Regions from separate parts of the Mus musculus genome. Here region 2 is linked to region 1. A link is a contact called in ENCODE POLR2A ChIA-PET data. All regions are on one chromosome and are shown on one strand. Each heading gives the region's core, a stretch centred on a gene start or an enhancer-like site at or near the end of the contact. The rest is flanking DNA. Distances are from core to core; before and after follow the strand shown. Region 1 holds the start of Pip4k2b (phosphatidylinositol-5-phosphate 4-kinase, type II, beta). Region 2 holds the start of Rpl19 (ribosomal protein L19).

Region 1 (7,695 bases), core at 1,392-3,891:
CTTGTACTGTTTTGCCTGAATTTTCCAGGGAGGCTACTGACTCCTTAAAATTCTCTTTATAAGAGTTCAGATGGCTTCCTGTACAGATGAGAACCCACCACTGTTCAAGTGCCCTTTGTCCACTGACTCCTGAAACACTTCACATCCGTTAAACACTGATGTGACCTGAATCGGGGCTCCTCAGGAACTTTGGCTGGATGTGGATGCACTGTGGGGTTTGACTGTGTTTTAGTGGCTGCCACTGGACGGCTTGGATGCTTGTTATCCCTCTTCCCTCCCACCTGAATGAATGGATCAGACTTCCAGAGGCCTCTCTTAAGAGCCACCCAGATGGACGGTGCTCACTGGGATAAACAAACATTGACTTTATTTAGTAGATTATGTGACAGGATAGCCAAGCATCAGGAAGAGCCAAGAATTGAAGAAGCTGGAAGAGAAAACAGAACCAAAAGCCCTAAGTGAACTGCTACCCACCCGGGCTTTACGCTGTAATGGTGTGATGTGTATATACAAATGTATAGTTCTATATTTGCTTTAAAAAAGTTAGCCTTGGGAGAACATTTTGTTGGATGACCTTGTCAGAAAAGTAACACAGTAGTTACTGGTAACAGAGGGATACTGACCTTCTTTGTCATTTGGACATGACTTTGTCCTCTACAAATGTGTTAGGCTACATTTATAGGTATGTACTGGCTTCAGGAAGGACACACCTGCCAAGGGACATACATATCCTCCTCTGTTCCTCGGCATCCTACAGTGGGCACCCAGTGGGGCAGGAATCAGGACCCATGTTGTCCGATGACTCCTGAAAGAAAATACTTGGGAAGCTTTTTGCTTTCTGGCTAATTTTTATTTGTTTGTTTGTTGAGGCAGGGTCTCTTGTAGCTCAGGCTAGCTTTGATTGGACCGGGGAGCTGACGGTGACCCTGCACTTTAGCTCCTCTGACCACACACAGTTGCTGCTCCTGCCACTGCTGCTTTGTGGTTTGTCTGTGATACAGGGCCCTTGCTGGTCCAGGGCAGCCTGATGGTGGCTCTCCTGCCTCAGCCTCCTGAGTGCTGGCTGCGGTTAGGCCATCCCCATCCTCCAGCTGCCTTTATCCTGTAATAACTAAAAATCTAAGACAAGACTCAAGGGGCCACACCCATGTCTTTACTGCCATTCCTTTCTCTATTCTTTCACCAGAAGCCCTCATTTGTTTGACCAGGGAACTTCTAGGTGCTTTTTAAACAGACGACAGATTCACCCTAGCGGTAGCTGACCTTAAACTGTAGATCTCCTGTTTTAGTCTCTGGAGCTGTGATTACAGACCATCTGGCCCTCAGAGGTGCTCTTAATTCATATATTAAGCCATTTCGTTGTTCTACCAGTTCCTAATTTCTCCTAAAATATGTTTGGATTTAAGCACTAAAATTCCAGTCACTGTAATTATTGTTGTTGTTACTTTTTGAGACAGGGTTTCTCAGTATAGATAGCCCTGGCTGTCCTGGAACTCACTCTGTAGACCAGGCTGGCCTTGAACTCAGAAATCTGCCTGCCTCTGCCTCCCAAGTGCTGGGATTAAAGGCATGCGCCACCACGACCGGCTGGCACTGTAATTCTTAAAACTCAGTTTCTCCCCAGACAATATAACATTATTCATTTAATCATCTCATCCTTCTGCCCTATGTTATAGTTAATTATGGCTTTTATTTTATTACTTGGTAATAAAGGCTACATTTATTTTTGTAACTGTGTAGAGCGATCTACCACGTGCCTGGTACTGAGTCTTGATATCCCAAGTGTTGACCTGTGATTTGTGTCGGATACAGAGACCCTTCGACCAAGTGGAATTACATAATAAACCATGGGCAGTTTATTCGAGATTTCTTGGAGCAAGAATGAAAGGATTATTACAATACGCGTCTACAGATGCTAGTGGTGTCTAAACTTGACCATCGGGATAGAGGAGGCTAGGCGGCAGGTGGGTGGGCGCGCGGCCCATTCATAAAACCTAGGATTCCCGGCCTGCTCCTCTGATTGGCCCCCGGGAAAGGGGGCGTACCTTGCGGGTGGAGCGAGCCGTCGGCCCAGGGGAGTGGGAAGATCCACGCTTGGGTGGAGCGAGGGGGCGGTCCCTGGTTTTCTAGGCAGGACTTCCTTTCCCCTTTGCCGCGTTACTCCTCTGTCCCCCGGGGTGGAGATGGTATGTTCCAGCTTCTTCTCATGCCGGCCCCTCTTCCCCTCCCGAAGCGGCGGCGCTGCCGCCATTTTAGTACTTCATGTGGAGGCAAAGTCAAAGCCCGGCCTTGAGGGTGTCCGAGTAGGGAGCCCTTCTTGCCGAGTGCCTCGAGGCTGTCCATCCCCAGTCTTCCTCGTTCCCCCGCGTGAAGCCGGCTGGGTTCCCTTCAGGCCGGGAGAGGAGGAGTGGGCGGGGCAGCTGCAAGCGCCCGGGGACGGGCGGTACCATTCCGACGGGGAGGGGAGAGCCGGGATCCAGTGGGCGGTGCCGCCCGGGGGCGGGGTGAGGATCAGGCTGGCCTGCTCCCCGGGGCGGGGCGGGGCGGGGCGGGCCGGCGCAGCGAGGGCGGGGCGTGGGGCGGACGGAACCACCGGGGCGGGGTGGGGAGGTAACGGGACGGGCGCGACCATGGCTCGGTGAGGCAGCGGGGGTGGGGATCGGTTCGGGGGAGGCCTGGGGCCGCTCGCTGGTGCGCTGTCTCCGCCGCCCCCCCTTTCGCCGCCGCCGCCGCCCCGGGCATGTCGTCCAACTGCACCAGCACCACGGCGGTGGCGGTGGCGCCGCTCAGCGCCAGCAAAACCAAGACCAAGAAGAAGCATTTCGTGTGCCAGAAAGTGAAGCTATTCCGGGCCAGCGAGCCGATTCTCAGCGTCCTGATGTGGGGGGTGAACCACACGGTAACCAGCTTCCCCGTGCGCGCCCCCACTCCCTCCGGCCTCGCCACGCTCGCCCCGCGGGTGACGCCTGCAACCCTTCCGCCGAGCCACTTGCATGCCCGCCCACCCGTGCACGCTGTCCGGCCGGGCGTGCACTCCCCGTTCGCCACGCGAGGCCTGGTGTCCCCGTGCTATGCCGTCGTCGTTTCCCCTTCGCTCCAGCCCCTCTGGCTTCTTGTGTCCGTATGCTGGCTCCGTGCAACCCCGGAGCTTCCGAGGGAAGGCCTGGGTGCTGCAACGACGCTGCTTCTACCCTCAGCGTGTTTGTTGCATGGCTATTCCGCTTGTCTCTTATAGCTGGCTACCACATCATTGCTCAGTTGACAGGGCAAGTGGGACTGGCTTGCCTGAATGTTCCTGTTTGTGGTCCTTTGGGTGGTATGGCTGCTCAAAGTTTCCCATCTTCTAGGCCTCCTTACCCCTGACTGTGGACATCCTCTCTGGGTTTCCTTTTTTTCTTCTTCTTCTTCATGAAGACGTATCAACTGGAGAAGCAGAGACTTCTCCAAACCACAGACACTTGACTTGTGTTCCCATGGATGAAGGATAAGTGCGAGCACAAGGCCCGAGGGAGTGTAGACTTGGTTATGGAAATAATGTATCTTCCTCGTTCTTCTGTGATGTTTCAAAGCCATTGACTTCTCGTATGGTTTTCCAGGGTGTGATAATGGTGATTACTGTCTCAGATGAGTGGTCCTTTGGGTCCTGGGTGCTTTGGGATGGTGCAGCAGCCTCTGCCAAGAAGTTGGATGTGGCCGACGTTAGCTGGTTGGCTCTGTTTATGTGCTGTTTGTTTGGGATCTGCTCTCTTTCGGTGGCTTGCTCTCTGCCTTCTCACCGTTTCTTTGTGAGTCCCTACACTGAGAGCAAACAGAGGAAGTGAAAAGACCTGAGGTGCTGACTCCACCAGCCACAAGTTTAGAATGGGGGTGGGTGGGGGGAGGATAACGGGTCGGGTCTCCTTCGGATTTCATTCTTTAGGCTCCATGACTTTTCTGAACACTTGAAATTGTCTACAAGACCAAACAATGACCCAGGGACCCAGGGTCAGGGAGACTTCATTTTCTCTTGCTTTGGTAGAAGACCTAGAGGGTCCTTTGGCTAGAGATTGAGGGACAGCCACCTACACCAGCGTAGATCTCCACGTCTTAGAGAAGAGCGCATGTGTTTGTGAGGTCCTCTCAGGCCTCTTAGTCTTGGGCACATTCCCCTTTTCCATGGAATCCCTGGGCTTAATGAGTGTCCTGGCCGGGAAGTGGGATGCCCGGACCTCTAAAGGAGCTGGACATCAACAGTGAGCAGAGCTTGCTCCTCTTGCTTCGGGGGTCATCTGACATTCCCAGGGAAACTGGGTCAGCAAATTGTGAACCCTGCATCCCTTTCTGGGAGTCACTCCTTGATTTTGTTTGACATCTGGCCTCTCACTAGAAAGCATCCTGTAGCAAAAGCCTGAAGGTGGGTAACTTCATTTCACTCCGGAGACCGAACAGAGCCTTTGGCTCGGGGGTAGCTTGCCTATGCTTGCCGTGAAGATACAGTTCCTTGTCCAGCACCAAGAGGCTCTGTTGGTTAGTGGCGGTTCTTGAGTGACAGGCCTTTTGTTCCTTTTACTCTCTCAGCCATGACCAAGCATCTCAACTTGAATATATACTGGGGAAAGGTGTGTGTGTGTGCACACGCGCACACTCACTGGGCATGCCGGTTCCTGGGATTGTATATGGTATTTGGATGGTATTTGGTTTTCTCATGGGCAAGCAATAAGTCTGCGAAGACCTGGGCATCTGATGGAAAACTGAGGGCAAGAGAGCATGGTGGTTACTGTTGCCCTTTGCTAACTTGAAGGAAGTTTGGTGGGCTAGCTGGAAAAGCCCTGACTTTCCAGGATCCACAGGGATCTGCATACAGGTGGGAGGAGGACCTGGAGCACCACTGCCCTGTATGGGTGAGCTTTGAAGGTTAGGTAGTTAGTGAGTTAGCTGGCTTGCTTCCTTCTGTTCTACCATAAGGTGTCGAGGTGCCCTGTGAGATATGTGTGCCCAGAAGGCCATAACATCTTGCCGTTTCTCCAGGGCATCAGGGCCCAGTTGCTCCTGGCGGGTGGCTGGCCTCCCTCGAGGGTTCCCTTTCTTCAGAAGTGCCCTGTTACACCTCTTTGCCACTTAAGATTTCAGATACCACCTTCCCTTCAGTCCTTCGGGGTCTCAGTGTTTAAAGCCTTCAGTCATGCTGGTCTAGAGCTAAGATGGCATATTGGATGGGAATGCCCATGTCTTCAGCAAAAGCCAGCTACCTTCTCATGAGCTAGTTGCTTTCTTTACTTCTGAGTGGAAAAGAGAAACCTTTAAAAGAAAAAAAAAGAAAAAAAAAAAGCTGGGCAGTGGTGGCGCACGCCTTTAATCTCAGCACTTGGGAGGCAGAGGCAGGCAGATTTCGGAGTTCGAGGCTAGCCTGGTCTACAAAGTGAGTTCCAGGACAGCCAGGGCTACACAGAGAAACCCTGTCTCGAAAACAAACAGTCAATCAATCAATCAATAAAAAGAACTGGCTTGTTTTTGCTTTGAGAGAGGCATTTGAACTCAGTGTAATTAAGGGAGTCCCTGGATAAGACATTCAGCCCCTTGTGTCCCTCAGTGGAGGCAAAGAGGGTAGAGAGGATGTTAGACCCGACAGAGGAGGACTAGTGAGGAAAGAAAAAGTCACCTGGGGTCTCAGCGGATGAAGCTTGGGTACTTCAGAGGGTCTGGGTTCTCTCTGAAGGAATGCAGCACTGGAAGGCCTCCCCGTCTGGTGGTTGTGGGTCCCTTTAGGAACCACATAGACGTGGCACATCATGAGGAAGAGTGGTGGCAGTTGATGGTAACTCTGTATTTACTCTTTTGAGAAACCGCCAGCTCTTCCCCGGAGTGGCTATACCGGCTATACCGTTGTGCGTTTCCGCCAGCAGCCTGTGACGCGGTTACTCCAGATCCTTGCTCCCCTTCTTTTTTAGCATAGGCATTCCAGTGGGCAACAGTATCTCCTTGTGATTTTTTTTTTTTGATTTGCATTTCTCTGGTAACTCATGTTGTTAAGCATCCTTCCATTTGTGCTGGCCATTGTACATTTTCTTTGGAGAATGTCTATTAAACCCTTTGTGCATTTAAAAACAAATTGTGATTATTTGTTAGTTCATTTATGTATTTGTTGGCTTGTTTGTTTTTTGTGGTCCTGCGATATGAACCCAGAGCCTTGTACCTTCCAGGCAAGCACTTCTTTTTTTTCTCTCTCCTTTTCTTTTTTTCTTTCTCTCTCTCTCTCTCTTTTTCTCTCTCTCCCTCTCTTTCTTTCTTTCTCTTTTTTATTTATGCATATGAGTATCCTGTAGCTGTCTTCAGACACACCAGAAGAGGGCATCAGATCTCATTACATATGGTTGTGAGCCACCATGTGGTTGCTGGGATTTGAACTCAGGACCTCTGGAAGAGCAGTCAGTGCTCTTAACTGCTGCGCCATCTCTCCAGCCCATCCTTTTCTTTTTCTTTTCTAACTTTAAGATATAGTGTCATACCAGGCATCTGAAGAAAAAGAACCTTCAAGTAAGGCTAGCCGCCCCCCAGGAGCAATGGAGTCCTGATTCCCTGGTTCAAGCTGGCCTCTAAAACTCAGCATGACCTTGAACTCCTGAAACTCTTGCCTCTACCTTCTGAGTGCTCGATTTACATTGGTATATCTGTTGCTACTCTCAGTTTTATGCAGTGCTGGGTGTCATGCCCTAGAGCCCTGTAGGTATATGCCAGGCATCCTCTACCTACTGAGTTACATCCTTAGCCCCCTATCCACTTTTTTTTTTTTTTTTTTAATGAAGTCTCATTAAGTTGCACAGGGTGGCCAAAACTTCTTCTGTATCCCAGGCAGGCCCTGGGTTTGCAGTCTTCCTAAGCAGCTGGGAAGTCCCCGCCTCCACAGGGCCCAGTCTCTTTTCTTTTGAGCCAGGATCTTTCTCGCTCGCTGTCTGGCATGCAGTCTTCCTGCTTCCTCCTCCCCGGTGCGGAAGTGTGAGCCACCGTGCCCAGCCTGGGTTGTTACTCAGCTTCCTTAGCCCCTGTATTATTTATGCTCATGGCTCCTGGAGTTAATCATGTGGATAATCCAAAAACCATTTACATGAGGAGATGCAACAGACTTGCCTTCCAGTGTGGTGTGCTGAGCCTGGCATTCCAGTGGGTCTGTGTCCCACGATGCGCTGGTTGCTTTGAAAGGGGGAAGAGATAGGCTCAGGACCGTGTGGATAATAAAGCAAGCGCACATCTCCTGGGACCTCTTCGGTCACAAAACTTTAAGTTCCCCCTGTCTGCCAAGTACAATTTATTTTTCTCTTTCTGGTATGTGAGGCTTCAGAGTACGGCCATAGCCTCAACAGCTAAGCTTAACCTTTCCCATCCTCCAGACAGGGAGATTTGGTACAGTTACAGGACAGTTACAAGACAGTTGCTTGTCTCCCTGGGTTTTTCTTTCTGCTCACCTTCATCCTTTAGACACCCCCCCCCCCCAACTCCTGCCTTTCCCCTCCCCCTGCTCATTTATCCTTCAGCCTTAACATTTATCGAGCAGCCTTTGGTTCCCATCATGTGCTAAGGGTTCTCAGCCAAGGGGAGAAATCAGACATGGAAAGAAATAATTACCTGGCCTACGAGGCGGCTCTGCTGCAGGTAAAGGCGTCTGCTACCAAGCCTGACCATGGGCGTTCAGTTCCTGGGACTCAACGTAGTGGAGGGAAG
Region 2 (7,695 bases), core at 2,287-4,786, 280 kb before region 1:
TTATTTTAAAGACTGATCCACATGAGGCCACAGCCAGGCCGCTATGTACAGACACGAGGGAAGCTTTATTTCTTGGTCTCCTCCTCCTTGGACAGAGTCTTGATGATCTCTTCCTTCTTGGCCTGGAGGCGCTCCTCCCGGCGCTTTCGTGCTTCCTTGGTCTTAGACCTGCGAGCCTCAGCCTGGTCACTGGTGCAAGAAAGAGAAAGAGAGTCAGTCTGGGCACAGATGAATAGCTGGAAAGAGGCACACCCCAGACCTCTAAACCCTTGGAGCCACATCAGCCCAAAGAATAGCAGCAGTTCCTGCTTCACCTAGATAGGTGAGGATGGGCAGGTGGTAGGTTTTTTTATTAAATAACATTTTTTAAAAAGTATTTACTTATTTAATGTACATAAGTACACTGCTGCTATCTTCAGACACACCAGAAGAGGGCAGAGGGCATCAGAACACATTACAGATGGCTGTGAGCCACCGTGTGGTTGCTGGGAATTGAACTCAGGACCTCTGGAAGAGCAGCCAGGGCTCTTAGCCTGAGCCATCTCTCCAGCCCCAAGATCCATCTTGAACTTACGCCAGGAGCTTCTTGCGGGCCTTGTCTGCCTTCAGCTTGTGGATGTGCTCCATGAGGATGCGCTTGTTTTTGAACACATTCCCTTTGACCTTCAGGTACAGGCTGTGATACCTGCAGGAGACAGTGTAACTCTGGTTAACAGTGGGACATGTGGGTTTGTTCCTCTCCCCAAGGTCACTAAGTCTGTTATTACAGGGACTCCAGTCCCCAAAGGCTTTGGGGGCAGCTCCTACACACTACCTGCCTGGCCAATTTAAATCTTAGGCTACTGATAGCATAAGGGGAAAATAACCCACTTCTCTGGCGGATTCCCTGTTCAAACTGAGACAGAGATGGATGAAAAGACAAAGCCATAAAAGTGGGAGCTTACATATGGCGGTCAATCTTCTTGGATTCCCGGTATCTCCTGAGAAGCCGGCGCAGGATCCTCATCCTTCTCATCCAGGTCACCTTCTCAGGCATCCGAGCATTGGCAGTACCCTTCCTCTTCCCTGAGCAAGAATTAGAATCGAGACTCTTTAAGTTTTAAGTTACTCACCAGAGGCAACTGAGCTGTCTTCCCCTCACCTGTCTTTCATTTTAAGAAATATTAGGTCCATCCAAACACTTAATTTCTGTTACCTACTGAGTCAAGAGAAGACAAACAGCAGAGACGGATGGATGGCTCTGCACAGGTCAGAGCTGTATAGAGGACAGTCTCAATAAACACAGACATTAACAACTAATTTCTCCTTTCAGGGCTGGGGACAGCACTAAAGCGGGTCTTGAAATTGAGATCCACCAGCTTTAGCACAAACTCTCACTCTATGAGCCATGAGGCTGTGGCAGGACAAAGGGTAGTATGTATGACCCCCTATCCTGTAAACAACAATGGCCCTACAAGTCATTTCCCCAAACAGGTGGGCCACGAGAGCTGGGACCAAACTTCACATCCCCTGCATGATCATCAGTAAGCGTACCCCAACTTCCTAGCCACCCCTTTCAATCCCATTTAAAAACATCCAGTAAGCTGGGCAGTGGTGGTGCACGCCTTTAATCCCAGCACTCGGGAGGCAGAGGCAGGCAGATTTCTGAGTTCAAGGCCAGCCTGGTCTACAGAGTGAGTTCCAGCACAGCCAGGGCTACAGAGAAACCCTGTCTTGAAAAAAAACAAAAAACAAAAAACACCCAGTAGAATCCCCAGCATAAGCAGAATGTAGGGACTTAATGCTGACATCTTTTCCCACCAACAAACTCAGCACTAGTGCCAACTTGTATCCATGCAAAAGAAGATAGTTACCACCCAGCAACTGCACAAGATGGGAGAAAAAATATCACCAGTGTGAATGTAGAGCCGGACCGGTCTTAAGCTTGCTGACAAGTGCTCTACCCAGTGTACCCATCTAAGAGGCAGAGTGAAAGGCTAGACCATTCTCACCTATGCCCATATGCCTGCCCTTCCGTCGGGCCAGGGTGTTTTTCCGGCAACGAGCCCGGGAATGGACAGTCACAGGCTTGCGGATGATCAGCCCATCCTTGATCAGCTTCCTGATCTGCTGACCTGGGAAGGCACAACACACCCGTTAGTAAAGTGCCAGCCACAAAAGTCAAGCTCTTACCCTTGACCCAACATCCTGAAAAGGAGATGAAATCCTGGAATACTTATTTTAAAAAGAACATTTACCTCGTAAATATTTCATAGCATATTGGTGTATCTGAAATGCAGTTTAACAAAGTACTTGGTCTGATACTAACAAGGCTTGCTTCTGTCTTGAAACCTCATCCAACATCCTCCAGTCTTTAAATATCAAAAACTTCCACGGGACATAAAATACTCACTTTACTCATAAATTATTAATGTAACACGAGATGGTTGCACCCTATAAACTATTTCTATATACAATGATATATGTATAAGACATACATACTTATCTCCTTATAGGTAGATAGTGAGTGAGGGTGACAGATCATACTCACGGGAGTTGGCATTGGCGATTTCATTGGTCTCATTGGGATCCAACCAGACCTTCTTTTTCCCGCAGCGGAGGACACTAGAGGCAAGCCTCTTCTGTAGCCTGAGCATACTGGGTACACAGAAAGCACTAGTAAGCCCTGGAAGCGACATCTGAACAACAACAAACACTCCAAGCAAAATCTTCCCTCTAAAATATACACCAGTATGCATACATTTCTATTAAGGGCAAACACACCCCCTAGACCTAAAATTTTTGCCACCCCTTCCTGTCCTCTAATAACTATTTCCAAAGCAAGGCCTTAAATCCAAACCAAGAAAGACCTGGGCAATGAACGTGGCCAAAGTGGCCAGCCATTTGAGATCTGGGGTGGGGGGAAGGGGTGCTTAAGCTCTTCCGGGTACTTGGCTCGGTGAAGACTTTAATGTTAAGGATCAGACACGAATTGATCAGACTCGACTGTGACGCAGCCTGTTTACCCAGAACAGGCGAGGCTCTTTGCTTTCTGGGCTCTTTTTCACGTTAATAAACCTCGTCCAGCCGTTCGGGCGGAAGCCGACCCGGCACCTCATCCTCCGCACTCGGAGGCCTGGCCTTGCCCGAGACTTGTCCCACGTTACATGGTAGGGGTCTGTTGGGCTCCGGCGAGCCGAGGAGCCACTCAGGGCCCTGTCGCCGCTGCTCTCCCCGCGCCCTGCCTCACAACGCGTGACAGGCAGAGAGCGGCGCCCGCGGGAGATCTTCGGGCCTCGGCGTCCCGCGTTCCACCCTCCCTAGGCCCAGGCCGTGCGCGCTCTCCGCGCTCCGGGTGCGGCCGCACCACGCTCGCCTCCCCTCTCCCCTCTGCCATCCGGGGTCCCGGCCCCGATCCCTGCCAAGCCTTGCCGGCCCCGTCGGCCCCGTCGACCTCATCGGCCAAGAACCGAGAGCCGGGCCCGCTCACCTCATGGCTGCGGCCGCAGCAGCGAAAGGAAAGAGCTTGTGGGCCGCAGGCTCCGCCCATTATCTGCGAAGGGGAGAGCCCAAGCCCCACTCCATGATTGTCTGTATTTACGCTACGCTATTTCACCTTATTTCATCTCACACTAATTTGTTTTCTTCCTAAAAAATCGTGATCCTAGATACTGGAGATCGAGAATCAGTTTTAAACTGTAAAACACAAAAGACCTACCCCTTTCGTCGGGCAAAATGGTTCAGTCCGACTCCGCGGCGCACATGCGCAGTGAGGGCGTTTGGTCACGTGGTCCTCTGGGTAGCCGGAAGTCACGCTAAGTCGCGCAGGCGGCGTGAGGAGGGTTTGGCCTGGACGGCCTGGTCTTCGCGGAGGGCTAGCGGTCTGTGAAAGGTTTCTAGATTAGCTGGGAGAAAAGGAGCGAAGGGAGTGTTAGAGAATAAGGACGGCGGAGAGCCAGCGGACACTACCCCGCTTTCGCTCCCAGAGAGTAGTAGCTCGCGCGCAGGCAAAAACCAAGAGATTTTTCTCAGTGCCCCCGCAGATCCCTATCTCTGGATGCTTCCATTTCAATCTCCATTGTAGTCTGAACCTAAGCCTCGTATTTCTGTCATCCACTTGTGAAAATCATATGCATCTACTATTACAAAAAAGGCGTTAGCACAAGCAAGCGGAACCAATCTCGTTTGGCTCAATCTGCACTGTAGCAAGTCCGTGTGAGGAGACCCTACATTGACTAAACGAAGGGTTGTCAGAACAAAAAAGGACGAATGGCTTTGGAGACCTCTGACTGAAAACCCAAAGAGAATGTTCTGGGGGCCAAAAGTTCAAATATCTGGAGCTCCGGAGCGGAGCAGCTGGCTTACTCCCTTAATCCTGTCAGGAAATGATATGGACCCAAATTTAAGGTGGTCCAGGCAATCTGGGCTACAGAATAAGACCCCAGTACTTGGGAGGCAGAAGGATCAGAATTTCAAGGCCACCCTTAGCGACATATGGAGTTCAAGGCCAGCCCGGATATTGGGAGCCCCGATTAAAAAACAAACCCAAAAACCAGGGAGTGGGACTAGAGATGGCACAGGCTTGTGCGTTTGCAATGGATTGCAGTTGGATTCCCAACATCCATATCTGCCTGTAAACATTCAGAACTGTCAGTAACTCCTTGCTACCTGGTGCCCTGTGCCAGTCTCATGCGCTGGCACAGTGAGGTAGAGCAGATATGATGGCATGCATGGATATGCACATAAATAAAAATAACCCTGTTTTTTAAAAGTCCTAGACCCAAGCTGGGTATTGTAGTATGTACCAGCACTCAGGAGGCAAAGGCAGGTGGATCTCTGTGAGTTTGAGAACAGCCTGGTCTAGATCAGGGTTCTGGTCCTCTTGCTTACTTGAATCAAGAGTCTTTCTTTTTCTCTGCTTGTTTTTGAGACAAGGTCCTGTTATGTAGCCTAGGATGGCCTCAACTCTATCTTCCTGCCTCTACCTTCTCTCCAGTGCTTGAATTGCACTTACAGGTCTGCGTCTCTGTGCTTGGTTGCTATCTTCTTTGAATTTTCTAAGCAGTAAAATGAGCTGAGAGTTAAAAGGAAAGAGCCAGGGTAAGAAACATACTTATGCACTATCTCAGAAATAGTCAACTTTTAAAAAAATCTTCATTTTGGCCAGGCAGTGGTGGTGGTGCACGCCTTTAATCCCAGCACTTGGGAGGCAGAGGCAGGTGGATTTCTGAGTTCAAGGCCAGCCTGGTCTACAGAGTGAATTCCAGGACAGCCAGGACGACACAGAGAAACCCCGTCTCAAAAACCCAAAACAACAACAAAACAAACAAGCAAGCAAAAAATAAATAAATAAAAAATCCTCATCTTGGTGGTGCTGCACGCCTCCAAGCCCAGCATTTAGGAGGCAGATCTCTGGAAGTTCATGGTCAGCCTGGGCCAGATGAGCTACATAATGAAACCCTGTCTCCAATCATCAAATAAAACAAACAAACAAAAATCTACATTGTTTTACAACTTATGAAACAGACTGGGTTTCTTTCTTCTCCCTTCTCTTCTTCTTCCTCCTCCTTTTTGTGGGAGGATCTGTAGACCTTACCCAGTCTGCACGTCCTCTGTAAAACAGGCTGACCTTGTACTCACAGAGGCCTGCTGCCCCTGCCTCTAGAATGTTGAGGTTAAAGGCCCTCCTGTCATTCCTAGCTAGAGAGGCCCATGCTGCTGCCTCTTGCCAGGCTCTGTTGTCCTCAGTGTGCAGACAGGAACCCTGCCAGTGTTGGCAATGTTCATGGTTTCCTCACTACTCAGGGTCCTTATCAGATGATGTGATCAGAGAATGAACATCACTTCTCAGAATCCACAGTGAGGAATCCAAACAGCACACAGGCTCTAGGCAAGCAAAACGCAGAAAATAGTCTTTATTTTAGGGCACTGGACGTTGGCAAAGCTGCTTCTTCTTCTTCTTCTTCTTCTTCTTCTTCTTCTTCTTCTTCTTCTTCTTCTTCCTCTTCTTCTTCCTCTTCTTGTTTTTCGAGACAAGGTTTCTCTGTGTAGCCCTGACTGCCCTGGTTCTGGAACTCACTTTGTAGAAGACCAGGCTGTCCTCACTCTGCCTCCCAAGTGCTGGGATTAAAGGCGTGCACCACCACTGCCTGACTTCATCTTTTTTGTTTGTTTGTTTTTCGAGACAGGGTTTCTCTGTATAGTCCTGGCTGTCCTGGAACTCACTTTGTAGACCAGGCTAGCCTGGAACTCAGAAATCTGCCTGCCTCTGCCTCCCGAGTGCTGGGATTAAAGGCGTGCGCCACCATGACTGGCTCCGGCTTCATCTTCTTATCTCTCTGCTCTCTGAGCTGGATGGAGGAGGAAGAACTGGTCCTCTTGCCACAGATGGCTCCCATGCTGCTCATTAAGCACCCCCAGAAGCCCAGCCATCATTTTTTTGTTGTGGGACTTTTTTTGTTTGTTCATTCATGTTTTTTTTTAAGGTTTATTTTATTTATATGAGTTACTGTAGATGTCTTCAGACACATCAGAAGAGGGTATCAGAAGCCATTACAAACGGTTGTGAGCCAACATGTGGTTGCTGGGAATTGAACTCAGGACCTCTGGAAGAGCAAATAGCTAGTGCTCTTAACCACTGAGCCATTTCTCCAGCCTCCTTGTTCATTCATGTTTTGTGACAGGGTCTCTCTATGTAGCTAAGGCTGGCCTCAAACTCATGATGTGATCTAGGCTGGCCTCAAGCCCCCAACATGGCTGTACACCATCAGACCCAGCTTCTGGGCCTCTTACTGTTCTCTCATCTTGCCAAGAATTTCAGTGGGCAAAGATACCATAGTATTAGCAACACTGTAGGAAACAAAGAATGCTTGTTTGTTTATTTGAGACGGGGCTTCTCTATGTAGCCCAGGTTGTCCTGAGGGTCACTATGTAAATGAGGCTGACCTGCCTCTGTCTCCATAGTGTTGGGATTAAATGTGTGCTCCACCACTGCTTGGTGGAGGTCGACCCTTTTAGGATCCAATAACCAGCTGAGCCGGAGCCACAGTTCTGGGACATTTGTTCCTCAGTCAAGGATAAAGGAGAGAGACAACCCTAGGTCAACAGTCATGGTGTATAATTTTGAATAGCTCCTCCCCCCGTTTATACTTCCTCCTCTTCCCCTTCTCTTAGAAGCAACAGGGACTTGCCAAGCCTGACTCCTGGCCTTTTGGAAGAGCCTATGAGACCTCAGTAACTGATGAGGTCGAAGCATTCCTGGGTCCCTGGATAGCAATCCTAATGTCCCTGGTGGCCTTCTTTGGACACTCACCCCATCATCCAGGCCCGGCTGGGGCCAGTAGACCTAGAGCCCGGTTGGAGAGGGAGGTCTACTCAGCTAGTTTCATGGCGGCCTGGGCCTGACACTGGGGAGAAAGGAGTTAAAGGCAGGTCCCAGGATCACAGGGACCGGGAAGTTCCGGTGGCCCAAGCTAGAGTCGCTCAGGGAGACCAGCTGAGAGAGTAGTTTGGGACAGAAAGGGAGGCGGTACCAGTCATACCGAGCGGCGTTTCACCACCTCCCCACCCCCCCATCAACGCTTGGCACACACTGGTAAACGCCCCCCACCTCCATCCCAGCCTCAAGGCCGGTTTCCCCTTAGTCCCCTGCAGGCCGCCCTCATCCCAGTCTAATCGGAGGACAGCGATCGAGCCCCTCCACGTTCTGGAGGCCAG

Evidence for each region. ChIA-PET counts read pairs that join two places held with the same protein, here RNA polymerase II (POLR2A).
Region 2: POLR2A ChIA-PET joins it to region 1 with 12 read pairs in embryonic stem cell. The contact joins the promoter of Rpl19 here to the promoter of Pip4k2b in region 1. POLR2A ChIA-PET finds 5 or more read pairs at or near these places in 3 of 5 experiments (Patski and embryonic stem cell).

What each region holds. Positions count from the first base shown.
Region 1 is chr11:97,739,650-97,747,344 of GRCm38, reverse strand. It overlaps Pip4k2b (phosphatidylinositol-5-phosphate 4-kinase, type II, beta), which reads left to right and starts at 2,641. Exons shown (of 10, transcript NM_054051.1): 1 at 2,641-2,899. The coding sequence starts at 2,741. It overlaps Cwc25 (CWC25 spliceosome-associated protein), which reads left to right. Exons shown (of 10, transcript NM_026186.4): 10 at 1-1,875. Mir8102 (microRNA 8102) reads right to left here and starts at 2,448; the gene lies at 2,310-2,448.
Region 2 is chr11:98,022,765-98,030,459 of GRCm38, reverse strand. Rpl19 (ribosomal protein L19) reads right to left here and starts at 3,536. Exons shown (of 6, transcript NM_009078.2): 1 at 3,470-3,536; 2 at 2,531-2,637; 3 at 1,992-2,114; 4 at 945-1,065; 5 at 575-685; 6 at 1-189. The coding sequence starts at 3,474. The coding sequence ends at 66. It also overlaps a transcript of Cacnb1 not described here.